2 separate regions of the Homo sapiens genome follow, and region 1 is linked to region 2. The links are chromatin contacts, found by Hi-C in ENCODE. All regions are on one chromosome and are shown on one strand. Each heading gives the region's core, a stretch centred on a gene start or an enhancer-like site at or near the end of the contact. The rest is flanking DNA. Distances are from core to core; before and after follow the strand shown. Region 1 overlaps COQ8A (coenzyme Q8A). Region 2 overlaps ITPKB (inositol-trisphosphate 3-kinase B).

Region 1 (5,658 bases), core at 280-2,779, 340 kb before region 2:
TTATGAAAAATACAGAACTTGTTGAAAATTTAATGAAAAGTACATTTTAAAACTAAAAAGAAGACAACTCAATTTTTAAAAAAATGTTTTTGCGATACATTTTTACCCACACCTGGGCAACAGTGCACCCTCCACGTCCCCAGCAGTCTGGGCAGCCCCTGCCTCACAGGCTGTCGTGCGGGCGTGAGTAGAGCACTCGCCGGGCCAGGAACACACAAAGGCCACACAAGCAGCTGCTGTTGTTCTCGTGACTCTATTCAAAAAGGCTGGGCCGGCGCAGAACAAAAGAAATAGAAGGCAAGCCACACATATAATTGTTACTTTTCTAGCAGCCACACTGAAAAAGGCAAGAAGAAACATGCAAAATGAATTCTAATAGTATAATTTACTTAATATACCCAAAATGTTATCATTTCAACAAGTAATCAAAATAAATATTATTAGAGATATTTTGCACTTGTGTGTGTGCACAAAGTCTCCAAACACCATGTGTGTTTTATACTCAGCACATCCCACTGTGGACCAGCCGCATTTCCAAGGCCCCGTGCGGCTGGCGGCTCCGTACTGGGCAGCATGGGGCAGGATAAGCTGAGCCTCCTGGCCCTCAGGAGTGACAACACACATGGTACAGATGTCTGCTGTGTTGGGATGGGGGTGCCTGGCAGGTACATCAGCTCTTTCTCTCGCTGTAGAAAGCCCTGGGCTCAGAGCTGGGAGACACAGTCCCCGTTTAAACATTAACTCCCTGATGCCTGCCCACCTCTGCCCTGCCAGCACTCGAGCACACGATCTGACTTAGCGAAATAAACGGAGACAGGCAACATTAGCCTGTGCACTGCAGTGACCTTCACCAATGTCTCTCTGTGTCTGGATTCTTCTCTGCCTGAAGCAAGTCCAGAGACAAGCCCACGAGAGGGGCAGGTGGATCCACAGGTTACCGGAGATGCCACAGCTGTAGGGTGGGCCACATTGAGCTCCTCCTTCTGCAGGCAGAGGTGTGTCCCCCTCATCACCCTCCATCAGGACCCCCCTCAAACTGTTCTCTGGCCACTTTCAGGCACACAGCTCTCCACTGGCAAGGACCTGTTATTAAACAAATGACCAAAAGAACATTCCACAGAGGAGGCCTCAGGCCCCACACGTCCCTCAGGACCGACCAGCCCAGTGCCAGGCCAAGGCGCTGCCCACTGACAGACAGGCAGGCTCCCCAGGGGACAGAAACCAGCCCAGCTGGCCAGCAACCCTGACCTTGGCCTCACGAGCTCCTGCACCAGTGAACCCAGAATAAACTGAGGCCCTCCCGCCCCAGACTCAGCGCATTGCTCAGGAACCCAGGCCAGCCTCTGCCCTCCATTAGAACCAGCCAGCACTGGAGGCAACTCCAGAAGATGAGCACCTCAGCCGGCACTCCCCGGGTCCTCGTGGGACCCCACTCGGCACCCCCACAGCCCTCAGGACACCTCACACCTCTCCCTGCTCAGATCCACATTCTAAGAGCGCCCCCGGCTTGGCCCACGTGGCCAGCAAGGTCGTCCTGGAGGAAAACCAGCCCCAGCACAAGCTCCAGGCTCTAAAGCCACTGTGAGCAGCCTTGCTTCCCTCCTGGCCTGTTCCAGGAAAGCTTCTGACATGTTTCTCCGAGAGAAGTTATGCAATGAAGGAATGACAGGGGAGGGAGGGGCAGGCTCTCCCCCAGGCAGGAACACAGGCTGCAGGCCAACCTCCTATGACTTCTGGAGCCCAGTCCCCCACAAGGCCCCATCCTCCCAAAAGTCCCTCTAGGAGGTCATCAGAGCCAAACAGGGCCCTCCTGTGGGCAGTCACTCGGCTTCTGCCCAGATGGACACCAGGAGGTTAAAAAAAGCAAAACATCAAACAACTTCCAACAAACAGGGCCCTTCCTAGCAGGCTGGGTGAAAAGTGCTTAAGGGCAGGGGTGAGTAAGTAAAGTTCCTTGGGGCTTTGGCTTTACCTGCCAGAAACTAGGCCTGTTTACAGAGAAGGGCTCGGGGGAGTTTCTCTACCAGCAAGGGGTAAAGATACAGCTAAACAGCAGCAAACTATAAACCAGGCGCTGCGCTAAGCCCAGCTTTTACTGAGGCATCCAACAATCCTCATCTAATAGACAAGAAATCCCCACAGAAAATGCAGCAGCCCAGGAGGCTTCCCTTTGCTTCAAGGTGTTCCTGAATCCCCAGTGTTCAGTCTTTCTCTATCACCACCTGGCATCCTCCAGCTGCCCCCAGCCTCAGGGGAGGACAGGGGGCCTGGGGAGGGGGCTGCAGCCCCCAGCATGGCAGGAAGGGGCACGGGAAGGCGAGAGGAGTTCCTAGCGGCTGCTCTCACAGGTTCTCAGGATCTGTCCCTCTGTTCCCAGAACTGGACTGGTGGGGGAAGGGAAGCCCTATAGCCCCTCTGGGGCCTAATTACAGAGCCTGGCCAGGCTCAGACTTCCACACACACCACAGAGGCCTGGGCTCTAGTCCCAGGGATGTCACAAATAACCATATGGCCCTGGGCCATATGCTTCTTCTTGGCTCAGCTTCCTCATCTGTAACAGGAGAGAATAAGAACCTCTCTCATCTCCAACACAGAGCTCCTGAAATACACAGAAAAGCCCCTTTCCAAGGAGGCTCCTGAGAAGGCAAAAAACTACACTCCCGCACCCCTGCTGAGGGTGCAGAACTCTTGGATCTAGAACACATCTATCCTGCTGCAAAGTGGACCCAGAAGAGCACTGGCACTGCAGGAAGCATGGCGTGTGCCCTCAGCAAATCAGGCTGGCGTCACTGCCTGCCACTTGTCGCTGGCCTTGTATGCAGCCCTGTCAACAAAGGGGCATCATGCCAGCAGGTTAGGGCACACAGTGCTGTTGCAGGGGGTCCTGAAGGTCCCAGCCAAAGGGTCCAACAGCATTGCTGCTGTGGGATGGCTCTCAAGGCCACAGCAAGCCACAGCCAGGTCTCGAACCGTGTCCAGAAACCAAGTGATACTGTGAGTCTTTCACAAAACTAAGTTATTCCATTTATTCTCCTCTGTCTTAAAGCACGTACTTTATACTTTTGCACTGTTAAAATGTCCTTTTGAAAAGATAAATAAAGTGATGGTATAAAGTGGTGCTTTGTTTTAAATGTCCTTACATGCAAAATTTTAAAAATAACCACCCCAAGCCCATTCACCCAATGTTTGTTTTAAATTTTACCACTGAGATGAGGGACACAAAAGTTTGGGGGGATGGGGCACAATGGTCCCAGAGAGAGCTTTGCTGCTGGTGTATTAACAGTATCCGAAGTGTACTGGCATCTTTGGGAAATTAAGCAACAAGAGCCAACAGCCTAAGCAATGCCTGTTTTCTAACATAAGAGAGTTACCTTACCTCTTAGGAAACCCAATAGAGTCTCATAAGCTATATTTAAAAGCAAAGTATTTTTCTGGGAGTAAGGGACCCCCAACCTTTTACCTTTTAAAAATAATAGGATACCCAAAGGTCCATTCCCTCTACTCTTCATTCCTGGCCCACTGACCTGCTTTTTCTCATATGAGCATCTCCTTGTTTTCACAGGTCAAATTTCAAAATCCTTTCTACACAGAATCAAATAATATTATTGCTTCCTCTTTCTTTACTTTTTGTTTCCTGTCTTCCTCTCTCCCCTTTTCCTCTCTCCCCTTCTGCCTTAATGATGTGGATTGTAAGTTCCTGTGTGAAGGCCCCAGGAACCACCACAGAGCTATGCACAAAGCAGTGCTCAACTCCTTCTGGCAAGTCTTCTCTAGTGCCTCCTCTATCCATTAAAGTCTCACTTCTGTAGGTGTCCATTTCTCAATGTATAGGTACAGAGGAGATAAGTCATCTCCTCTAAACCTGCAAGACTGAAGGATAAATGGAAAAAGGCATGGAAAATACAGAAAAGAGCAAAGGAGACACAGGGGACAGAGGGAAAAGATCTAACATATGTGTAATTGGAGTCCCAGAAAGAGAGGAGAGAATAGTACAGATACAGTATTTGAAGAAATGATCAAAATTTTCCAAAACTGATGGAAGCCACAGTTCAAGATGCTCTGTAAACCCCAAGCAGAATAAATACAAAGCAAACCACACTCAAGCATGTCACAGTCAAACTGCTAGAGAACAAAAACAAAAAGGAAATCGTAAAAGCAGCCAGAGAAAAGAAATAAGACATAACTTTCAAAGAAGCAGCAATATAACTGATAGCCACATTTTCAAAAAAACAATCAAAGTAAGAAAACAATAGAGGAATATTATTAAAGTGATCAAAGGAAACACATTTTCAACATCGAATATTCTACCCAGCAAAAATACCTTAAAAAAATAAAGTATGATGATATATTCTCTTTTTTCTTTTTTTTCTTTTTCTTTTTGAGATGGAGCTGTCATCCAGGCTGGAGTGCAACGCCGCCATCTTGGCTCACTGCAACCTCCACCTCCCCAGTTCAAGTGATTCTCCTGCCTCAGCCTCCCAAGTAGCTGGGATTACAGGTACCCACCACCACGCCCAGCTAACTTTTTGTACTTTTAGTAGAGATGGGGTTTCACCGTGTTAGCCAGGATCGTCTCGATCTCTTGACCTCATGATCCACCCACCCTGACCTCCCAAAGTGCTGGGATTACAGGCATGAGCCACCGTGCCCAGCTATAATGACATTTTCAAAAAAATAAAAACTAGGTCGGGTGTGGTGGCTCATGCCTGTAATCCCAGCACTTTGGGAGGCAGAGGTGGGTGGATCACCTGAGGTCAGGAGTTCGAGATCAGCCTGGCCAACATGGCAAAACCCCATCTCTGCTAAAAATACAAAAATTAGCTGGGTGTGGTGGCATGCACCTGTAATCCCAGCTACTCAGGAGGCTGAGGCAGGAGAATCACCTGAACCCGGGAGGCAGAGGTTGCAGTGAGTCGAGATCACGCCATTGCACTCCAGCCTGGGTGACAAGAGCAAAACTTCATCTCAAAAAATAAATCAATAAAAAATAAATAAAAACTAAAAGAATTCATGATTAACAGACTACACTGTAAGAGAGAGGAGAGTTCCTCAGAGAAAAAGAAAATTATACCAAATAAAATTATAGAAATGCAGGAAGAAAGAAACACAAAAAAGGGCAAATATGTGGGTAAATCTAAATTCATATGGGCTGTACAAAGAAATAATTCTTGTGGTGTTTAATATATCTTAATATCTAAAAAGTGTTCTAAGGTATTAGCATCATTGGAGAAGTAGTAAAAATAATCACTTATTTTTATATTGTAATAAGTCAAGATGCGTGCTGTAATCTCAAGAGTGATCACCAAAAGAACCGTAAAGGAATGTAAAACATAAGAGCTAACAAAGAGAGAACATGCACGGTCACGCATCATGTAACATTTCAGTCAACGGACTGCATATACGACAGTGATAGATTGTATCATATTTTTACTATACCTTTTCTATGTTTAGGTACACAAATACCGTTGTATTACAGTTATCTACTGTATTCAGTACAGTAACATGTTGTAAAGGTTTGTAGCCTAGGAGCAACAGGCTATGCCATACAGCCTAGGCATGTAGCAGGCTATACCATCTAGGTTTGTGTAAGTACACTCTATGATGTTCACACAATGATGAAACTGCCTAACGACACATTTCTCGGACTGAATCCTTGTT
Region 2 (6,142 bases), core at 2,063-4,562:
CATGGAGAGGGCACTGGGAGAGATATTTGTGGTTCTCTCTCTTACCCTGTCCTTTCAAAAGTCAAAGGTACTGACATTTATGCTGAGAAAGACGCCACAGCAGCCCTGCTCGCAGGAAGCTGCCTCTAGATGTCCGGCGTTTAGGGTAAAGCACATTCACGGGAGGGACCACTAGAGGCCGCATGGGTGTTCTGACACTGCCCTTCCCCACGCGGCGCTTAAAAATCTGGTCCTCTTTCTATTCCCAGATCGCCTATCGGGACCGGCTGAAGGCCATTCGAACCACTCTAGAAGTTTCTCCCTTCTTCAAGTGCCACGAGGTAGATACTGGGCTTTTGCCCTCTTGAGCAGAATGCTGCGCGTGCCAACAGGCCTTCTCCTTCTCCTTCCAGAAGCCCGGGGCATCGGGCATTTTCAGGGTGGTGCAGCCAGAGGCAGGCCATCAGGGACCAGACCCTCGCTGCACGGGGGAGCTGCGTCTCAATGCTTCCTGGGGTGACCACACGGGCTGTCCTGCCTGAGACCCCTGGCTATTGCCCCCTTTCTCCTCCCTTGTCCTTCCAGCTCCAGAGTCTTGTCCATTCTGGGCAGTGGTGGCAGGACTCATATCCCACACACCCGTGGTCTCAGGGCAGAAGCTCTCTGAGCTGCTAGAGTAGCCAGGCACCCGCCGACCGCCACCTACATCTTCAGATGAGACCCTGAGGAGGGCAGGCAGGTCTTCAGGTGCCACTCTCGGGCAGGGCTGGAATCTCCCAACTTTGCATACGTTGGTTGGCAGGGGCAGCAGGCAGCAGGTGGGGAACTGAGACACCTGAGAGAGGCTCTGGGAGGTGTCGGCAGGTTCCCTGGAGGGGTGTGAGACCCTGACATGGGGAGTCCAGGTCCCCAGCCACATGACACATTCACACACACATTCACAGATCCCACACTCATCAATCCTATACCACACACATTCACAGATCACACTCATAAACCCTACATGCACACACCTTCACAGATCACACTCAAACCCTACATGCACACACATTCACAAATCACACACATTCACACACATGCAGATCAATCACATGCATGCACACACATTCATACAGCACATTAACACAAGTCATACGTATACAAACACACACATGTATTCATATATCCACACACATTTTTGTGTGCACACCCACTCATACACAAACATGCATGCCTTTCCCAGTCTCACACACACACACACACACACACACACACACACACACACACAGAGCTGCAGTCCTGGGGCTGGCTAATCCCATGGGTGGGTGGGTGTGAAGCGGGATCCTGCGGCTCCCTGCAGCTGTGTAGGTAGTTCAGGAAAGCAGCCCCTCTCGTAGGGACTCTCTTGTGGAGGTCCTCTTGTATGGGGTCTTACATGGAGGTGGCCTCAGCCTCAGCCTATGCCCACAGAGAAGGCTGCGGAGCCAGCAGGAGGAACTCATAGGGTCAGCCCTGAGGCAGCCAGCAGGGCGGTGCATCTTTCTGCAAACTACACCACCAGGCCTCCTCAGGCAGATGGTCTACCTTGCTCTGCATGTCATTCCCTGCGGGGCGCCTGGAGAGGATGGCTGCGAGGAGGGGGTGGCACACCCAGAGAGGAGACTCAGGCTTTGCTGTGCCCCTAGCAGGGAGCTCGGTCCTTCTCGGAATGTTCTTTGCTCTCCTTGTCCCCCAGACCCTCAGCTCCTCCTGTGGCCTCTCCTTTCCACTTGATGAAGCATCCTCCTGCCACCTGCCAGAGCCCCCTTTGCCCCAGCTGCCTCTCTGGACGATGGGGGTGCTGCCTGGCTGCCTGACCCCAGGGGCCAAGCCTGGGAGAACTTAAGGCCACAGAGCTCTGTCTCAAAGCCGTTCCCACCCTTCTTCAACACTTCTGCTTTTATTTCTTGGAAAAGCATTTTGTTCTACACTTTTTGGGGTCTCCCTTAAGGTCTAGAAAGAGGCCAAATCAGCTTGGGTCTGTTGTTTTCCACCTGCGAAGAGGAAGCCCCTTTTTTGGGCTCAGCCTCGCCAGGGGCCCCACCTGCCCTGCACTGCTGGAAGCTGGAATGTCACCTGAGCCCTTTCTGTGCCCCCGGCCTTCCTCTGGCCCCACTGAGGTGATGCAGGGGTATGTGTGGCCATATTTGGGAAAGCGCCTCGCTCCCATGCAGAGGCTCTGAGCTCACCCAGGAGGGGCAGGCTCTTTGGTGCCCACTATCCCTGGGCCAGGCTGGGAAGGCCCTATAGGGTCTGCCCACGCTGAATCTGCAGGGGTTGTGCTGCTGGGGTGGGGGTGCTGTGTGCATTTGAAACAGGTTCTTCACCACCCCCGCCCCGGGATAGTTTGGACGCTCCTGGGCACCTTCCCCTTCACTGTGGTTCCCTGCAGAGTGTTTGGGAGGAGTCAGGTTCTAGGAGGCGGAAGGGCGAGGCCCCAGATTGGGTTGTGGTCTAGAAAGAGTGGAAAGTTTGCCCAGGTGCAGTGTGATTCATGCCCGTAATCTCAGCACTTTCCGAGGCCAAGGCAGGAGAATGGCTTGAGCTTAGGAGTTTGGGACCAGCCTGGGTAACATAGTGAAACCCTGTCTCTACAAAAATAAAAAACAAAAAGTTAGCCGGGCATCGTGGTGCATGCCTGTAGTCCCAACTACTCGGGAGGCTGTGGTGGGAGGATCGCTTGAGCCTAGGAGATCAAGGCTACAGTAAGCTGAGGTTGCACCACTGCACTCCAGCTGGGGCGACAGAGTAAGACCCTGTCTGGAAGGAAGGAAGGAAGGGAAGAAAGGAAGGAAAAGAAGGAAGGCAGGAAGGAAGGAAAGAAAGAGGGAGGGAAGGAGTGGAAAGTGTGCAGGCCAGAGTCAGGGGGTGAAGGGGTGCCTGCTGCTGCCCACACAGAAGGGTGGTCGCCGACCCTGGAACCCGATGCCCTCTGCCCAGGCATGGCCATTCTTGGGCCGGCTCTGCTGCCTGTCTGAAAATGGGGATTGGAATTGCAGGCACCCAACTGTCCGGCCTGAGCGAGCCTCCCCACCTGGTCACCCAGGCCCCGGGCCGCAGTGGGGAGGGCGAGGCCCGGGCTTCAGCTCACCCTTCACCCCCATGTTCTCCTCAGGTCATTGGCAGCTCCCTCCTCTTCATCCACGACAAGAAGGAACAGGCCAAAGTGTGGATGATCGACTTTGGGAAAACCACGCCCCTGCCTGAGGGCCAGACCCTGCAGCATGACGTCCCCTGGCAGGAGGGGAACCGGGAGGATGGCTACCTCTCGGGGCTCAATAACCTCGTCGACATCCTGACCGAGATGTCCCAGGATGCCCCACTCGCCTGAGCTGCCCACGCCCTCCCTGGCCCCCGCCTGGGCCTCCTTTCCTCCTCCTGTGCTTCCTTTCTCGTTCCTAACTTTTCCTTCACTTACACCTGACTGACCCTCCTGAACTGCACTACAAGACACTTTGTAGAAGAGGAGATGAGAGTTTCTAGTCATTTTCCTAACTTCAGGGCTTGGAGGTGGTGTTTGCACTGCTTTTTGTAGAGAGGGTCACCTACTAGAAGAGAAATGCCCAGTCTTAGAGGTGGGTCAGGTGTAGAGCTGGAGGGGGTCCCTGGCTGCTGAGGGGACCCTACCAGATGAGCCCTGCCTCTGGGAGCCCCCTAGGAAGCACCAGCCTGGACCTACCACCTGCGGAGGCCTGCTGCCCCCTGGCGGCCAGTGCTGTTAGAGTGCTGCCAAGCACAGCCTTATTTCTGCCGGGGCCTCCCCACCGGAGAGCCCAGGGGGCCGGCCGGGTTCCTGGTCCCTGGCTGGGAGCAGGGCTTTCTGGTAGTTGGGGCACAAAACCATCGGGGAACCACATGTTGACTGTGAGCAAAGTGTCTTCCGATTAGCAGCCTCAGGGATGCCCTGGTGGCCTCTCCAGGGCTGCTCAGGCAAGGCCCCCCACCCATCTGGTATGGAAACCTGCCGGCTCCAGGCCAGACCCAGGAGCCAAGAGAAGGCTGAAGCCAGCTTGGCTGTGTTCTCTGATCTAGGCCTTCCCAGAGGAGGCGAGCAGAAGCTGTGCCACTTGGAATTGCAACCCATGAGTTCAGAAGGCACACTCTGCCATGCTGAGCTCCAAGGGTGCTACCAGGGGAAGATGGGATCTATAGAGTCTCTGGGCCCTGGCCCCAGGGAGGAGCACATTTTTCTTGACCCTCACCTACCTGGTGCTAGTTGGTCAACCCTGCCTGCATACATGGGCTCCTGTCATGGGGCCCAGAGTCCCTTGCAGATATAGAAATAGGGGAGGAGCTCAGGTCTGCGCCAGGCAGGAAGAAGGCAGGCTTCTGGCTTCCAGAGGTGCCGCGGTGGCCTCCTGGCATCATTTGTTATTGCCTCTGAAACAAGCCTTACTGCCTGGAGGGCTTAGATTCCTGCTTCTCCAATGTAGTGTGGGTATCTTGTAGGGTATGTGGTGGATGCCAGGGCGTGCTCCAGGCACCTCTTCCTGAAGTCTCTGCATTTGGAGATTCGTGGAGAACCTATTTAAGCCCAATTTTAACTGAAAGCCAGTGAGTCTGATATGGAAGGGAATGTAAAATTTGCCTGACTTCTTAAGAACAAAACCCCCAGCTCTGTGCCCCATGCTCCTTGGGGCTTGCCACCCACTCCTTTGCTGTCAGAGGTACAGGAGCTGGGAGAGTCCAGGAGCTAGGGACACAGAGGGAGACTATGGACCAAGGTGTGTGTGTCTGGAGGAACCACTGCCCACCCCACCACCCCGGGGTCTCTGGGGAACTGTCAACCTGCCCACGGGACATGTACATTTCCCCTTTTGTGCTGGAAGTGTGAGTGACACTTGCTGGGGGTGGAGGGTGGGACACATGAGGATGTATAAGTACAGATTTTAAAAAAGGAAATCAACTTACACTTCCTGGCTCTTGTTTAAAACAGTGGTGAGCTCCTGTGTGGGCCGACTTGCTAAAGGTCACACACGCGCCCGGTGGAGCACGAGAGACCTCGTGGCAGCATGTGATCTGGAAGGCAGGCAGGACGGGGGCGTTGGGGAGCCAAAGTCAACTCTGGGCCTCTGGAGCTATAGTGACTTTTGGGCTAGAAGGGACCCTGGTGGTCTGTGCTTCAGCCATTTGCAGGGCAGGGGCATCATTAATTCAGACGTAAAGATTCTATGAATATGGACTGGCCAAAAGTTATCCTTACTCCATCTGTGAAAGAAGTTTGCTAAAGCAAATCATGATATGAACAAAAATTACAGGGGACCTGTTTAAGAGAACAAAATGTTCCAAGCACTTTAGGCAGACACCAGCTGTTTGCAAACAATGTGCTAATATGCAAATGATGTGCTTATTAAAGGAGGCCCATGGGGCCTCTTATTGGCAATACTTGGCTGTGGGTTACATTAAATATGTGAACATAGTATGAAGTAGCATCATTTTAGGGTTATTCTGTTACTTAGGGTTTTTGTTTTCTGTTTTTTTTTTCTCTTTTTTTGTATTTACCGTGCTAGTTCTCTTCTACACCTACTCTGTCTCTCAAGCCATTTTGCCACTCGCTTCCCTGCCATCTGGCCCTTCCCTTTGTCTCAGTGGGATAGATGGATTGTGAAATGGAATCTCCCAGAACCCCTGCCCTGGCAGCCTGGAAGACCGTGCCTGCCCAGCCCTCGTCACCACAGGGACTCCTTGGGTCCTGGCAGTGCATGTGCCAGCAGGCAGGACAAACTCTGTGTACCTGTGCCCAGGTGAATGGGCGCAGGGTCCTCTTGCCCTGTCCTGCGGGGGGCCCCACGAGTTCCTGGCATTCAGCACTGCTTAGCATTCTCGGAAGGTTTCTTCAACTGCTTGCTTTTCCCAGGCTTGCCTTTAGTGTCATGTAAGACATTTTTAAGTTATATTTATTTTGTTGGGTTTTAAAATTGCACAGAACACTAAGACCGAAAGGCTGGACTCTTGTTTCTCCTTGAAAGCTTTGCCTTTGTTTTGAACTTCCTTTCCCACTTGGTAGAAAGAGCCCAGAAGCAGCCCTGGCCCTGTAAGATGGACTCTTTCATCCTTCAGTTGTATTTAGCTTTGAGTTTCTCTGCATCTGTCCACCCCATGTGTATATAACCCAGCCCCTGGCTCTGGGGTGGTCACCTCGTCA

The links. A loop is a pair of places that touch in the nucleus more often than their neighbours do. Pooled maps may share reads with other maps.
Region 1: a map of sigmoid colon shows a loop between it and region 2 (2.1-fold over the local background). The contact joins two enhancer-like sites. A Hi-C loop is called at or near these places in 3 of 168 maps with a recorded cell type or tissue (PC-9, endothelial cell of umbilical vein and sigmoid colon) and 3 of 50 pooled maps.

The regions. Positions count from the first base shown.
Region 1 is chr1:226,970,267-226,975,924 of GRCh38, reverse strand. All of the region lies in intron 4 of COQ8A (coenzyme Q8A), which reads right to left. Among named protein-coding and RNA genes, the nearest start is that of COQ8A, 33 kb to the right of the region's middle. RefSeq lists an enhancer at 1,484-2,097 and a silencer at 3,891-4,091. Within about 2 kb of position 1,529, at least 22 of the 41 ENCODE cell types and tissues checked have a DNase peak (open chromatin) inside an H3K27ac peak, as active enhancers do; they include sigmoid colon, where a contact is called at or near this core.
Region 2 is chr1:226,631,857-226,637,998 of GRCh38, reverse strand. It overlaps ITPKB (inositol-trisphosphate 3-kinase B), which reads left to right. Exons shown (of 8, transcript NM_002221.4): 7 at 249-320; 8 at 3,113-6,142. The coding sequence ends at 3,328. Among named protein-coding and RNA genes, the nearest start is that of ITPKB-IT1, 40 kb to the left of the region's middle. RefSeq lists enhancers at 2,052-2,835, 4,942-5,091. Within about 2 kb of position 3,312, at least 20 of the 41 ENCODE cell types and tissues checked have a DNase peak (open chromatin) inside an H3K27ac peak, as active enhancers do; they include sigmoid colon, where a contact is called at or near this core.